2 separate regions of the Homo sapiens genome follow, and region 2 is linked to region 1. The links are chromatin loops, found by intact Hi-C in ENCODE. Cell type or tissue: dorsolateral prefrontal cortex. All regions are shown on one strand. Links, peaks and the distances in the headings refer to the core of each region. The heading gives the core; the rest is flanking DNA.

Region 1 (6,688 bases), core at 855-5,854:
GAAGGAAATCAGGATTCTTTCCAGAAGATCATTAACTCTTTCTGTTGTTGCTTGGGGAGAATTAACTGTTAGATATACCCGGGTGCAGGAGATTGTGCTTGATGCCTGTGCTTCTGTAGTATCTGGATCTGAGCCTGCTTCTCCTCCAGTGTACATCCCTGCAGCTGTTCCAGGATGGTCTTTGTGGAACGTAGACCTGGTCATGCAGCTTATCTCCATCAACCATCATGCAGGGCCTGTGGGAGAAAGTCCAGACTCTGTAGTTGAGTGTGCAGGCCTCTTGCTTCTCTTGCCTCACCTTCCACCTTATTGCCCATCCCCTGCAGCCCACCCCATGCCATGTTCCTTCATATCTCTGGGCCTCTAAATCTCTTGTGTTTGGTCTGGAATGCGTTTCCCCCTTTGTTGCCCTGATAAATTCCATACTGTTTCTTCATGATTTGGTTCATCCAGACCCTCTCAGGGAGTCAGTTACACCTTTTTATACATACGTACCTCTTCAAGCTAACTTACCACGGTGGTTTGTTATGATATCACATTCAGCATTCGTTGAACTCAGCACAGGACTAGACACTGAAGGTACAGATACGACTGAGACGCGGGCCTGGCCTTTGAGTTTACCATCTATTGAGATTCCTGTAACAGGATAGTTTCAGTACAACACAGTAAGCTCTCACATGTGTTGCAGAGAACGAGAGCTCATCTCCGCACATCCTTACAAGCATTAGGTGTTTGAAAGCTTCACCACATGAAACTATCTCATGACTTTACTTGCATTACTAGTGAGGTTGAATGCTTTTTTTTTTAAAAATATGCCTATTGGGTATATTTTAACTCTTGAGGAAAACAATCAAGTTGTATTATGGTGGAACTAACTAGGTCACCTCCTAGCTGTGAGACCCTGGAAGGCAAATTTCTTTTGCCAACTGAGTCTCTAGTTCCTTGTCTGTAAAATGGGGAGACTAATAAAATGTGTTTCATAGGATTGTTGTGAGAATTAAATGAGATAACATGTGTAAAGCACACACAGGCACATAGTAGGTTTGCAATCGATGTGGCCTCTTGGAGTTCCTGGCCCCTAGCCCAGTGCCTGCCACCTATGCACTATTCAGTGTTTGTGAAGAATAGGGATGTATGTACCCCGTGTATGTGTAAAAGGGGCTATATATAGATGCTCACACAGATCCATCTGTCTTGAGAAGGGTATCAATATTCAGCCGGAGTGGCTGAGCACACATGCGTGACTCTTCTTGGGTTGCCACATCCCCTGCTAGGCAGATGTCCATTATAATGAAATGTAAGAAGGGAAAAAAATAATAATAAAGGCAGAGGAGTGTAATGTTATGGCTTGATTTGACAGGGCCTCCTGCTACTTCAGCTGCCAGTGCCAGACATGGAACAGATTAATCTGTATTCCAACACACCACTGCTGAAGTCAAGATCGATCTAGTTAGGGTATTTTAAACATCCTGTTTGCATCTAGAGTCTTATCAGAAACCAGGACGTCTGTCCATCTGGGGGGCAGGGGGCAGGTGGGTGGCAAGGTTCAGCAATAAAAGAGACCACAGGCTGTAATTTTGGAAGTGAGAGAAGAACACTGCTGTTTGATTTCCTTAAAACAAAAGAGCTAATGGCCTTAGATGTTCTGTGGAAACAAAGGCAGCTCTGTAGCATGGCCTTGAATTTTAAAGTGGCCCTGCAAGATCTTGCCAAGATATGGGCCTGATGGTTGGAGTGCAGGGACCATCTCCATCCTAAGAATAGAACTCTGGCTGACCCATGTGTGTCTTTCTTAACCATTTGAGCTGTGGAAGGCAGGTGCAGGTTCTGAAGCCGAGTGGGCAGAGCGACCAACCAGGCTGGGCCAGTAGGTAAATGCCAGGCCATTGGGATGATGGTGAGGGTCTGCTTTTCATAGTCCAACGTTCATATTTATCTCTGATCTGCACCCCATCTTTCCAACCTCATTACTTTTCATCCTTCCTTCCCTCCTGCGACATTGATCTCTTTCCAGTTCTTTGTCCGTATCCTGTGCTTTCTAATTTAATTCTTTACTTCATGTTGGTCTGTCCGCTTGGCATATTCTTGCTGTCATTCCCCCCTCTTCCCTGTACCTGTCCTTCAAGTCTTAACTCTGATGCTACCTTTCCTACCATTCTTAGCTCCTCTGGCTGGGAGAGCATTTTCTCCATCATTAGTTTCTGCCCCTGTCCCATTTGCTGTCATTTTCTATAATGTAATTTTATGTATTTATTTAGGAGACAGGGTCTTGCCCTGTCACCCAGGCTGGAGTGCAGTAGTGCGATCATGGCTCATTGCAGCCTTGACCTCCTGGGCTCACATGATCCTCCCACTTTAGCCCCCCAAGTAGTTGGGATCACAGGAGCGTACCACCATGCCCAGCTAATTTTGGTATTTTTAGTAGGAGACAGAGTTTCACTGTGTTGCCTAGGCTGGTCTCAAACTCCTAGGCTCAAGCAATCTAACCAGCCTTGACCTCCCAAAGTGCTGGGATTACAAGCGTGAGCCAACTGTAATTTTTTTTTTAAATTTTAACAGCTTTATTGAGACTGACATGTGAAAAATTTGTATATTTAAGGTATACCACTTTTTGTTTTGATATATGAATGGTATATATTATAAAACGATGACCACAATCAAGCAAATTAACATATCCATCATCTCACATAGCATTTTCTGTCATGAATCTTAACACATTGTAGGATTCTTATACCTATTTTGTCAGTAAATGAACGAGTCCTGTGCCAAAGATTCCTAAAAGCCTCCTCCTGTGACCCAGCTCCGCTTGCTAGGGCCTCCTTTTCCTTTCTGGTGAACGGAGCCTTCCCCTGCCCTGCCATTTTAAAACTTCAACAGAGGTTCCAGCAGGACCCCTCTAGAATCTGGAGGCACCTCTCTTGGTACAGAAGGTTGAGAAAGTCAAATTTAGGGATTGTTACTGTGCACCTTGTCACTTTTTTCCTTCTATTCTCCCACTTCCACCTTGGGAGACTTGTTAATATACATAGGACTCATGCTCCTCAACGTACCATGGGGTTATGTCCCAAAAAACCCATCATGAGTTGAAAATATGGTAAGTCAGAAATGCATTTAACATACCTAACCTACCAAACATCATAGCTCAGCCTCACCTACCTTAAACATGCACAGAACCCTTACATTAGCCTACAGCTGGGCAAAATCATTTAACACAAAACCTATTTTATTTTTTTAAAAAAGTGTTGACTGTATCACATAATATATTGAATATTGTACTGAAAGTGAAAGAATGGTTGCATGGGTACTTGATGTACGGTTTCTACTGAGTGCATATTGCATTTGCACCATCGTAAAGACAAAAAATAAGTCAAGCCATCATAAATCAGGAACCATCTGTATTCCATTTATCCCTGACTCCAAGAATGTGGCCCAGTTCTAGGCTTCAAAAACTAAGTGTGCCCATAGAACCCCAAATTCTGGTTTCTGTCCACCAACTTTACCACTGAAAACATGAAGCTGCTAGCGCATAGCCATTCACCTGCCAGTGTAATACATCCAGCCCTGCATCTCTCCCAGAGTCTTGGAGGAAAATGTTTTTCTTCTGTCTCAGTTCTGACCTCTTAACTTCCAGTGTGTAGCCACTCCTACTCAGGCCCTCCTCTTTCCTACCCCAGCTGAATTAGGGGTCCTTCACATATGCGCTGAGTATTTTCCATGCATGCCAGTTAATTGTGTACTCTATTGTAATTGTTTATTTCTTTTTTCTTTTTCTTTTCTTTTTTTTTTTTTTTTGAGATAGAGTCCTGCTCTGACACCCAGACTGGAGTGCAGTGGTGCGATCTCGGCTCACTGTAAGCTCCACCTCCTGGGTTCACGCCATTCTCCTGCCTCAGCCTCCTGAATAGCTGGGACTACAGGTGCCCGCCACCACGCCCAGCTAATTTTTTGTATTTTTTAGTAGTGACGGGGTTTTACCATGTTAGCCCGGGTGGTCTCGATCTCCTAACCTTGTGATCTGCCCGCCTCGGCCTCCCAAAGTGCTGGGATTACAGTCATGAATGACCGCACCCAGCTGTAGTTGTTTATTTCTTAGCGTTAATCATAAAATGATGAGCTTCTCTAGAGTGGGCTAGCTTTCATCACTGTCGTCTTAGTACTTGCTACATTGCCTGGCACATAGTTGGTACTCAGAATTTTGAGAAAAGGGAGGGCTGGTGACGTACCACTTCATGCCCTATAATTATCATAAGATTATGAAACTCTAGAAGGAGAAGCTAATCTTCATTTCTTTACAGATCACACATTGTATTTTCAGTTCTTGCAGGAAGACCAAAAGGCAAATGATTATCATGGCCAAGTACATTTCTTTTTATTAAAAGGTAGGACCATCTCTACTTAGATGTGCTGTGTCCTTCAACTTACTAGTAAATAGTCACTACCCACCTTAGCACTGTCTGCAGGTCTCCCAGAATCTTGTATTATTTGGCTTTATAGCCAGCGACACACAAGCACTTTATTTTAATTTATTGTGGGATTAGAGAGTCTGAGCGAAGTTGGCCTTGCTCCATTTTAGGGTTAGAACAAATCTTGAGTTAGAGAAAATAGCCCTACCAGCTGAGAGAGCCAAGCAATCTAGGTTTCTGTTTTTCTCAGCAGGAGCCAGTCAGGATGACCAGGGCTGACTGAAACATGTTCAGTGGCAGACATGTGATCAGGTTGCAGTATGGAAGGAGTTACCTGGTGATCTAGGACAGGTGCGTAGGTGAGCGAATCCCTTGTGATTCTCTTTTTCAGTACAACAGATCTCAAACTGCTGTCTGTTGAGTGCCTACTATACACATACCTCATTTGAAAGAATGGGTTTAATAGATGGGAGGGACAGCCCCAGCTTACAAATAAGAAGACTGAGGCTCAGAGGCTAAGCTCCATGCTTGTGGCTTAACCAGCTAGTGAGTGCCAGAGACAAGATTTGAATCCATGTCCCTGTGATCCTAAATCCCCACATAAGGTTAATTAATTCACTTGTTGGCATGTCTGGAGCAGATCCCAGGAGTTAGTGTTCTCCATGTACCTGTGTGTCTTTTTCAGCAATGGAACCATAATAGGCCTACTCATAAGCAGGCCCATCTATGGATAAATAGCTCTCCTCATAGAGAATGGGTAATGTTAACCAAACACCTGCTGGAATGTGGACCATACTTTTTTTTTTTTTTTGAGAGTAGGGATGAGAAATGCCAGTCCATCCCATTCTTCACAAAAATGGTGCACACTATAAATGGCTGGTTGGAGTGACTGCCACAGTCTGTGCTGTTCTGGAAAGACCTCTGATTTGGGTGTACTAGATCAAGCGTTCTTAACTAAAGAGCCATCACTAAGAGATGTGAATGCTCTGAAACTCCATGGAAAATGTTACATTTGTGTATGTGTTTCGGGAGGGTAGCATGCCTCCGTGTGTATCAGTCTCAAATGTCTGTCATGATTTGGAGGGAAAAGCAGATTTAGATTCCAGTGGCCCACAAAGGTACTTTGGACCTGAGGCAAATCACATTCCTTCTCAGGGCTATTGTTTCCATACTCAGAACCCCAGAATCAGATCAGAGATTTCTAGCCCTCCTTCCAGCTCTGAAAATTATAAAACTCGAACTGCCCCCTGGAAAATCAAACTTTTAGCCCTCTCACATAGAAACAGGCATCTAACCCTTTGCTAATCATCCTTGAGAAGCCCTGAAGAGAGCTGAGCTGGGGGAAGGGTGGGCCAGAGCCTCCCTCCAGGCGGTTTCAGTAGTTAGTGTCTGTCTGAGGCAGCTAGTTGTCTGACTGTTGAGCAGGGAGCCCAGCAGGCAGGGACTCTCACTGGCACAATTTCAATCCTGGCTCTGTAACGCTCCACCTAGATGCCAGGCTACCTACCTCTCTGCCTAGTGATTTGAAAATGTAGATTTGCCTGGCCTTCCCCTTGGTGGAGCCTTGTTGCTTCTGTGTGTGTGTGTGCGTGTGTACATGCATGTGTGTTTTCTGCACTTCCTGGGCCCTCCCTTAGAGGCTGTTCTCTGCAGTGGGAACTACCACATCCACCCCATCTGCATTGACAGCTCCATAACCATCCTTCACCTCCATTTTATCCTGTCGAAATGACGGAGCAGCTGAGCAGTGTTGGCCAGCAGATAAACCTGTTATCTTGCCTGCTCCCTGTGCCAGCAGCTCTCCCCGTCTCCTTGGTGCATGAAAAATTGACACCACCTTGGGCTGAAATCTGTTCTTAGGGAAGCTACATTTATTAGTAGCTAATGAAACTCGGTGTGTGTATATATGTGTAAATTTGGGATGGCTGAAGTGTTTCCCTATCTGGCCGGCACCAGTAGCCTATGGCGTGCCTCAGCATCCAGATAGAGAGGTAGAAGGGCATAGGCATCAATTGGCAACCTATCCTTCACTTAAAATCCCAAATAGGTAAATATCATTTATTCTTAGTATACCATTGCAGTTGATCATGGTATACCTTGCTCCAGACTGTGGTGAGCCGTGGAAATGCATGCCAGTGTCATGTGCTGCCAAAGAAGATGGTTATTCTATTTATTACATTTTTCTCTTTGAAAATTACAGCTTCTGATACCCTCTCTGTGCCACCAGCACCCAGCCCTCCCTCCCCCATCTTGTTGAGGTATATAAAGAACATTCTCTTGCAACT
Region 2 (6,688 bases), core at 1,160-6,159, 96 kb before region 1:
GTGGTTTTGTGATCTTATGTAATACTTGGCTTCTGGGCCTTTATTATTATTATTATATTTGATTTAAAAAACTTTTATTTTTAATTAGCAAATAATTGTATATATTTATAGGGTACAAGGTGATATTTTGATATATGTTTACAGTCTGGAATGATTACATCAGGCTAATTAACAAATCTATCACCTTTAATACTTTTTCTGTAGTGAAAATATTTAAAATCGTTTTATCAATTTTTAAATGTACAGTTCATTATTATTTATTATATTCAGCATTCAGTGCAATAGATCACTAAAGCTTATCTTCCTGTTTAACTGAAACTTTTTTTTTTTTTTGAGACGGAGTTTCACTCTTGTTGCCCAGGCTGGAGTGCAATGGCACGATCTCGGCTCACCGCAACCTCTGCCTCCCGGGTTCAAGCGATTCTCCTGCCTCAGCCTCCCAAGTAGCTGGGATTACAGGCATGCACCACCACGCCTGGCTAATTTTGTATTTTTAGCAGAGATGGGGTTTCTCCATGTTGATCAGGCTGGTCTTGAACTCCTGACCTCAGGTGATCTGCCCGCCTCAGCCTCCCAAAGTGCTGGGATTACAGGTGTGAGCCACCGCACCCGGCCTTACTGAAACTTATACTCTTTAGTCAACATTTCCCTCCGTCTCCCTTCCTCCCCAGCCTCTGGTGACGATCATTCTACTCTCTACTTCTATGAGTTCAGCTTTTTTAGATTCCACATACAAGTGAGATTACGAGGTATTTGTCTTTCTGTGCCTGGCTTATTTCACTTTGCTTAATGTCTTCCAGGTTTATCCAGGTTGTCTCAAATGACAGAATTTCCCCACTTTTTAGGGCTGAGTAGAATTCTATTGTGTATGTATACATTTTTTTTATCCATTCATCTAGTGACGGACACATAGGTTGCTTCCATATCTTAGCTATTGTGAATAATGCTACAATGAACAGGGCAGATATCTTCTCAGCATACTGAATTCAATTCTGTTGGTTACATACCCAAAAGTGGGATTGCTGGATCATATGATAATTCTATTTTTAATTTTTTGAGGAACCTCCATCTGTTTTCCATCATGGCTGTATTAATTTGTGTTTCCATCAACAGTGCACAGGGTTCTCTTTTCTCTACACCCTCAACAACACTTTATCTTCTGTCTTTTTCATGATAGCCATTCTGATAGGTGTGACATGATAACTCATTGTGATTTTTCTTTGCATTTCCCTGATGATTAGTGATGGTAAGCATTTTTTTCATATATCTTCTGGCCATTTGTACATCTTCTTTTGAGAAGTGTCTATTTAGGTCCTTTGCCCAGGCTCTGGGCCTTACTCAACTCTTCTGTAAAATAGAATTGGGAGTACAGTAGACATTCAGAAGTTACATATGTAATATTTTATGTTTGTACTATTTGTGAGTAACTGTAAAAAAGGCTTTGTAATCTTACGTAGATGTGAATTAAAACCAGGTGCTAAGACGCTGGCATTGGGAGTTATATCTTGACTAGTATGTGAGCCTAACCCAGTGTCCCCATCTTAAGATAGCTTTGTTGCTATTTCCGTATACATAGGAACTTTTGTGAAATGGCAAAACTGCGTATAAAAAAATTCCCACTGACTTTCATGGTATATTTATAGAATCATTAAGGATCTGAAAAATGACCACATAGAGCTTTACCCCATGTGGTGGGAGAAGTTGTATGCTGGATGCTTTTGAGTCAGAGAATTCTTGAAAGCTTTTAGGATATTTGCTGTCTATGCCTTGCAAAGTCTTTTTTTGTATTTTTTGTAGAGTCAGGGTTTTACCATGTTGCCTCAGGCTGGTCTCAAACTCCTGGGCTCAAGAGATCTGCCTGCCTTGGCCTCCCAAAGTGCTGGGATTATAGGCATGAGCCACCACGCCTGGCTTCTATGTTGTATCCAGCTCTAAAATCTTATGTTTCTTTTCTCTCAGCCCAATAGGGGCACAAAACGTCCCCGGGATGATGAAGAGGAGGAGCAGAAGATGCGTCGGAAACAAACTGGTACTCGAGAACGCGGCCGCTATCGGGAAGAAGAAATGACTGTGGTGGAGGAAGCGGATGATGACAAAAAAAGGCTGCTGCAGATTATTGACAGAGATGGGGAAGAGGAAGAGGAAGAGGTAACGTGGCAGCGCTGGGTGGGAGCTGAGATGGCTGGCCCTGTAAAACGTAATTTTGGGCCAAATACTAAGCTTGTCTGAGCTTCCCATCTTCATCTGTAAAATGGGGTTAAGAATTCATATTTCATCGCGTTAATGTGAAGGTTAAGTGGGCTAGTGCAGTTGGGAAAGCATCTTATGAGATGTAAAGAATGTGACAGAGTTTTAAAATTGTTCCATATTATGTACTGTAGGGGAGGGTCAGGGCAGGCTTCCTGGATCTTACTGAGGACACATAGAAGGCACTTGCATTATTATCTTTGAAAGAGGGGTCAAATTTCACCAAGTGGAAGGAAGGGCTTTTTGGGCAGAGAAAATGGTATTAGCAAAGCAACAAAAGTGGAGAAGTTTAATGGGTTCCACAGTATTAGGTATTTAGGTGTGACTGCAAAAGTACAGCTTAGGGAAGGAGATTCCTCGGGCCTTTCCCTTTGCTGTTCCTCAAGATGCGTTGGGGCCTTTCCACTCATTCCTGCCTCTGGACCTTTGGACTTCTGTGTCCTCTGTTGGAATGCTCGTCTCCCTTAATGCTTTGTATGACTGGTTTCTTCACATTCAGGTCTCAGTTCAGATGTTTCCTCCTCCAAGAAGTCTTTCCTATGTAGCCCTGCAAGCCATTCTCTCATTTCCTCATTACTGTATTTTGTATATTGTCTGCATAGCACGTATCATGATTTGAAATTCTAGTTGTTTATTTTGCTCATTGCTGTCCTCCTCTCAGCCTCCCATGAAAACAGAGACTGGCTCTGTTCTGTTCACAGCTCTATCTTTGGCACCCAGAGCAATACCTAGCTCTTGGTAGGCCCTTAATAAATATTTATTGAATGAATAAATGAATGAAGCTGGGAAGAGTAGAGGTAAAATATCAGTGATTAAAAACAAAATGACCTTACCTCTGTGTCTTTTTAAATCTTTAAGTGTTAACTTGTGTGTTATTTCACTCTGGCATTTTGTTCAATATGAATTATGGAAATAAGAGTCTTAAGAGCCAGCTGTTTTTTGGTTCTCTCAAAGACACGATGCTAAGTTTGGATTACAAAATGAGGTTGGCTGTGAATCTGAGAAGAAGAAAAAATGGATTCATATTCCAAAAAGGTCTTTACTGTGTTGTGACAATAGCTCTGTCTTTATTAGGATTTGTACTAGTGCTAATTTGGGGGTCTCCCGCTAAAAGATGATGGCACTTTAGAAATACGTGGTGGGAGACAGTCCTGAATTTTTTAATTTCCTCTCTGAGGGCAGCAGCCTTGCCAGGGCTTAGACAAACAGTGTGTGTAGCACATCCTCCCTCCCTTCCCTCCTCACCAGCTTCTGCTCAATCTGTTAGCCCTGCAGCAGCAGTTAATTGGCAGGTATAATTCCCATGTAGGGCAAGGCTGGTACTGGAGGATTAGGATAGTAGCTGTCATGGGTAAGTGGTTTCTAGCCTGGGAGACAGAAATGTAATGTGGGACCAACCCGTCTGTTAAGGGACAGGGAAAAAGAGATCGCTTTGTAAAAATGACACATGGAAGGCTACAAGTCCAGGAGTTATTTTCTCACTGCCACTGAAGTCCCATTTGATGAAAAACAAGTGATGTTTGCCCCTGTAAAGTCACGTGAACTTGTAAAATATTATTGTCCTTTTTGTGCTACATCATCAGCATTCATCTTTCTGAAATCTCCCTCTGGTTTCTGACGTTGAGCTATTGGAGATACTGCTGTGGCTGATGACTAAGACTGATAATTCAGTTTTCCCCCAGTGTTGGAGAGAAATTAAAGGAGGGAAGGCCAAACCCCGGAGAGGCTAGGACTTCGGAAATCCCATGAGAGCTGTGTTAACACTAATGTGGTTTTTCTCCAGAGTGGGGCAAGATGTTAGCTAAGAAAAGAAAAAGTAGCAGATATTGAGCTTACTTGAAAGTGATTTAACCCTTTCCTAGAAATGTTTTGATTATTTTAGTTAAATTCTAGTGGTATGTTGGGTACATTGTGCCTGTTGCTGATAATAACCATAACAGCTTGCATTCATGTAGTTTACAAAGTAGTTTTATGTACATCCTTTCTTTAGGTCATCTCTATGACCTTGAGAGATAACAGGTAACAATTTCATTCATCCCCTTCCTTCCCCTCCCCTCCCCTCCTCCCTTCCTCCATTCCTCAGATCTTCACTGAGTACCTGCTGTGTGCCAGACACTGGAGAGTCTACTTATGCCAGAGAACAAGTAGACATGGGCTAGCAATGGGAGTCTTTGCACTGGTTTGGGGTTGGAGAGATTATCTGGGCAGATCCTGCCAGATCCTTACGTAGATCATGTGAGGGATTTGGGATTTTATTCTAAGTGTGTAGTGGATGAGTTCAGGAAAGACTTAGGAGATAGAATTAGCTGGACTTGATGAAGCTTTGAGAAATATATTCAGCAAAGTAACATTGTCCCATGGCTAGTAAGTAGTGAAGCTAGGCTCTGAGTCTTGACTGAGCCAGGACTCTGACTTGTTTTTACTGTGTCAGGGAACCTGTCTTTAAGCTGTAGACCCTGGGGAGGAGGTAGGGGTTCAATAGAGAACCTTGGGATCTAGGAGTCATTGGTATAATCTAATAAATGTGTCATGCTGAAAATGAATTTATGGGTAGCTCCCACTTAAAACCCCATATGTGGAAATAGAAATTTAATAATAGAATAATAGCTAACATTTTTGAGTACTTATAAAATTATGGGATGATTCAGTGCTTTCCAAAAGGATCTATTTCAGGTTCTCTTAATAGCAGTTTCTTTATTGCTTTTAGGTGTGAGTTATGGTCAATGACTACAAAGCTGTGAAGCTTTGAGTTGGGATAGTATGAAGAGAAGCAGGGTGCATTGCAGCACATTAATTTAAACTGGAAGGAAACTGAAGATAAAACGTGTGAAATTTCAGTGTAGATTTTTTGGAGAAAAAATGATTTAGTTTTCAAATATTCATTTTATTTGCTTTCATAGGTATTATTCCAATGTATGAAGCCAGAAAATTCTGTACAGTCTACTAGCTTTTTTTTGCATTCTCTAGGCAAGGTTACTAAATTCTTGATGCTACTTCAGGGTTCAAAGTACCTGTCTGAATTCCTTCTCAGCATCTAGTAAGTACCAGGCAAAGTAATATATAAGAAATGCTAAGCAGTGACTATAGCTAATTAACAACCGTTCTTAGTTTACGCACTGTGGAAAAACAGGCAGTAGGTTGGATTTGGCTCATGGGCTGCAGTTTGCCAACTTCTGCTGTAGGAAAAGATTAAGGGTCACTGTCACTGACTCAGAGTTTGACCTTAAACAATTCTTTTAAACCTGTCAGTCTTATCTTACATGTATAGCAAAGGATGACAAGGTAAATGTATAATAATATTATCTAATATTGTTGCTTACTCTCTGCCATACAGTGTGCTCAAGAAATATTTGTTGAATGAGTGAGTCTTTAACAACTTTTCTTTTTTTTTTGAGACAGAGTCTCCCTCTCTCACCCAGGCCGGAGTGCAGCGGCACAGTCTCGGCTCACTGCAACCTCTGCTTCCCAGGTTCAAGTGATTCTCATGCCTCAACCTCCCGAGTAGCTGGGACTACAGGCATGTGCCTGTATTTTTAGTAGAGATGGGGTTTTGCCATGTTGGCCAGGCTGGTCTTGAACTCCTGACCTCAAGTGATCTGCCCACCTTGGACTCCTGAAGTGCTGAAGTGCCCAGTCTTTAACACCTCAAACCGAATTTTCTGTGTTACAGATAGTGGGCATTGTGTGAGACACCCAATGTGATATACCCGAAAAGAAGCATGTGATTACAGGCCCTTACTCCTCATTGTAATTAGAGAGATAAAGTGTGTACTGTGGCCGGGCACAGTGGCTCACACCTGTAATCCCAGCACTTTGGGAGGCCAAGGTGGGCAGATCACGAGGTCAGGAGATCGAGACCATCCTGGCTAACACGAAGAAACCCTGTCTCTACTAAAAATACAAAAAAATTAGCCGGGCATGGGGGCATGTGCCTGTAGTCCCAGCTACTCGGTAAGCTGAGGCAGGAGAATCGCTTGAACCTGAGAGGCAGAGATTGCAGTGAGCTGAGATCATACCACTGTACTCCAGCCTGGGCGACAGAGCAAGACTCCATCTCAAAAAACAAAACAAAACAAAAAAAGTGTACTGTACATTGAACCCAGAAAGGTCAATGGCAGAGTGAGGTGGGGTATAAGAGCCACAGGAAAGTAGTGACAATGAATGTGAAACCCCTGTGGACTGAAGTTTTTGCATTTGTCTCTTTGTACCAGGAGGAGCCATTGGATGAAAGCTCAGTGAAGAAAATGATCCTCACATTTGAAAAGAGATCATATAAAAACCAAGAATTGCGGATTAAGTTTCCAGACAATCCAGAGAAGTAAGGTTCTGTTCCACTGATACCATGTCTCCTCTGTGGCGTTTCGTTGGCTAATTTTGTTTTGATTTTGGTTTGTTTTGGCTTTTGTGATTTGGGCCAGGAATCCCAGGATGACCCCCATGT

What was found. A loop is a pair of places that touch in the nucleus more often than their neighbours do. Peaks named below come from ENCODE experiments on the same cell type or tissue, not always from the same donor. Only the 100,000 strongest peaks of a DNase experiment are listed, where the experiment ranks them.
Region 2: a loop joins it to region 1, with 27 times the contacts of the local background. A loop is called at or near these places in 1 of 110 quality-filtered maps.

The regions. Positions count from the first base shown.
Region 1 is chr20:37,827,592-37,834,279 of GRCh38, forward strand. The region is part of intron 11 of CTNNBL1 (catenin beta like 1); the gene reads left to right. Among named protein-coding and RNA genes, the nearest start is that of VSTM2L, 72 kb to the right of the region's middle. In dorsolateral prefrontal cortex, for the core only: no CTCF peak of the experiment used is centred there; no DNase peak of the experiment used is centred there.
Region 2 is chr20:37,730,920-37,737,607 of GRCh38, forward strand. It overlaps CTNNBL1 (catenin beta like 1), which reads left to right. Exons shown (of 16, transcript NM_030877.5): 2 at 1,960-2,148; 3 at 6,459-6,565. Among named protein-coding and RNA genes, the nearest start is that of CTNNBL1, 40 kb to the left of the region's middle. In dorsolateral prefrontal cortex, for the core only: no CTCF peak of the experiment used is centred there; no DNase peak of the experiment used is centred there; H3K27ac peaks cover 2,932 bases.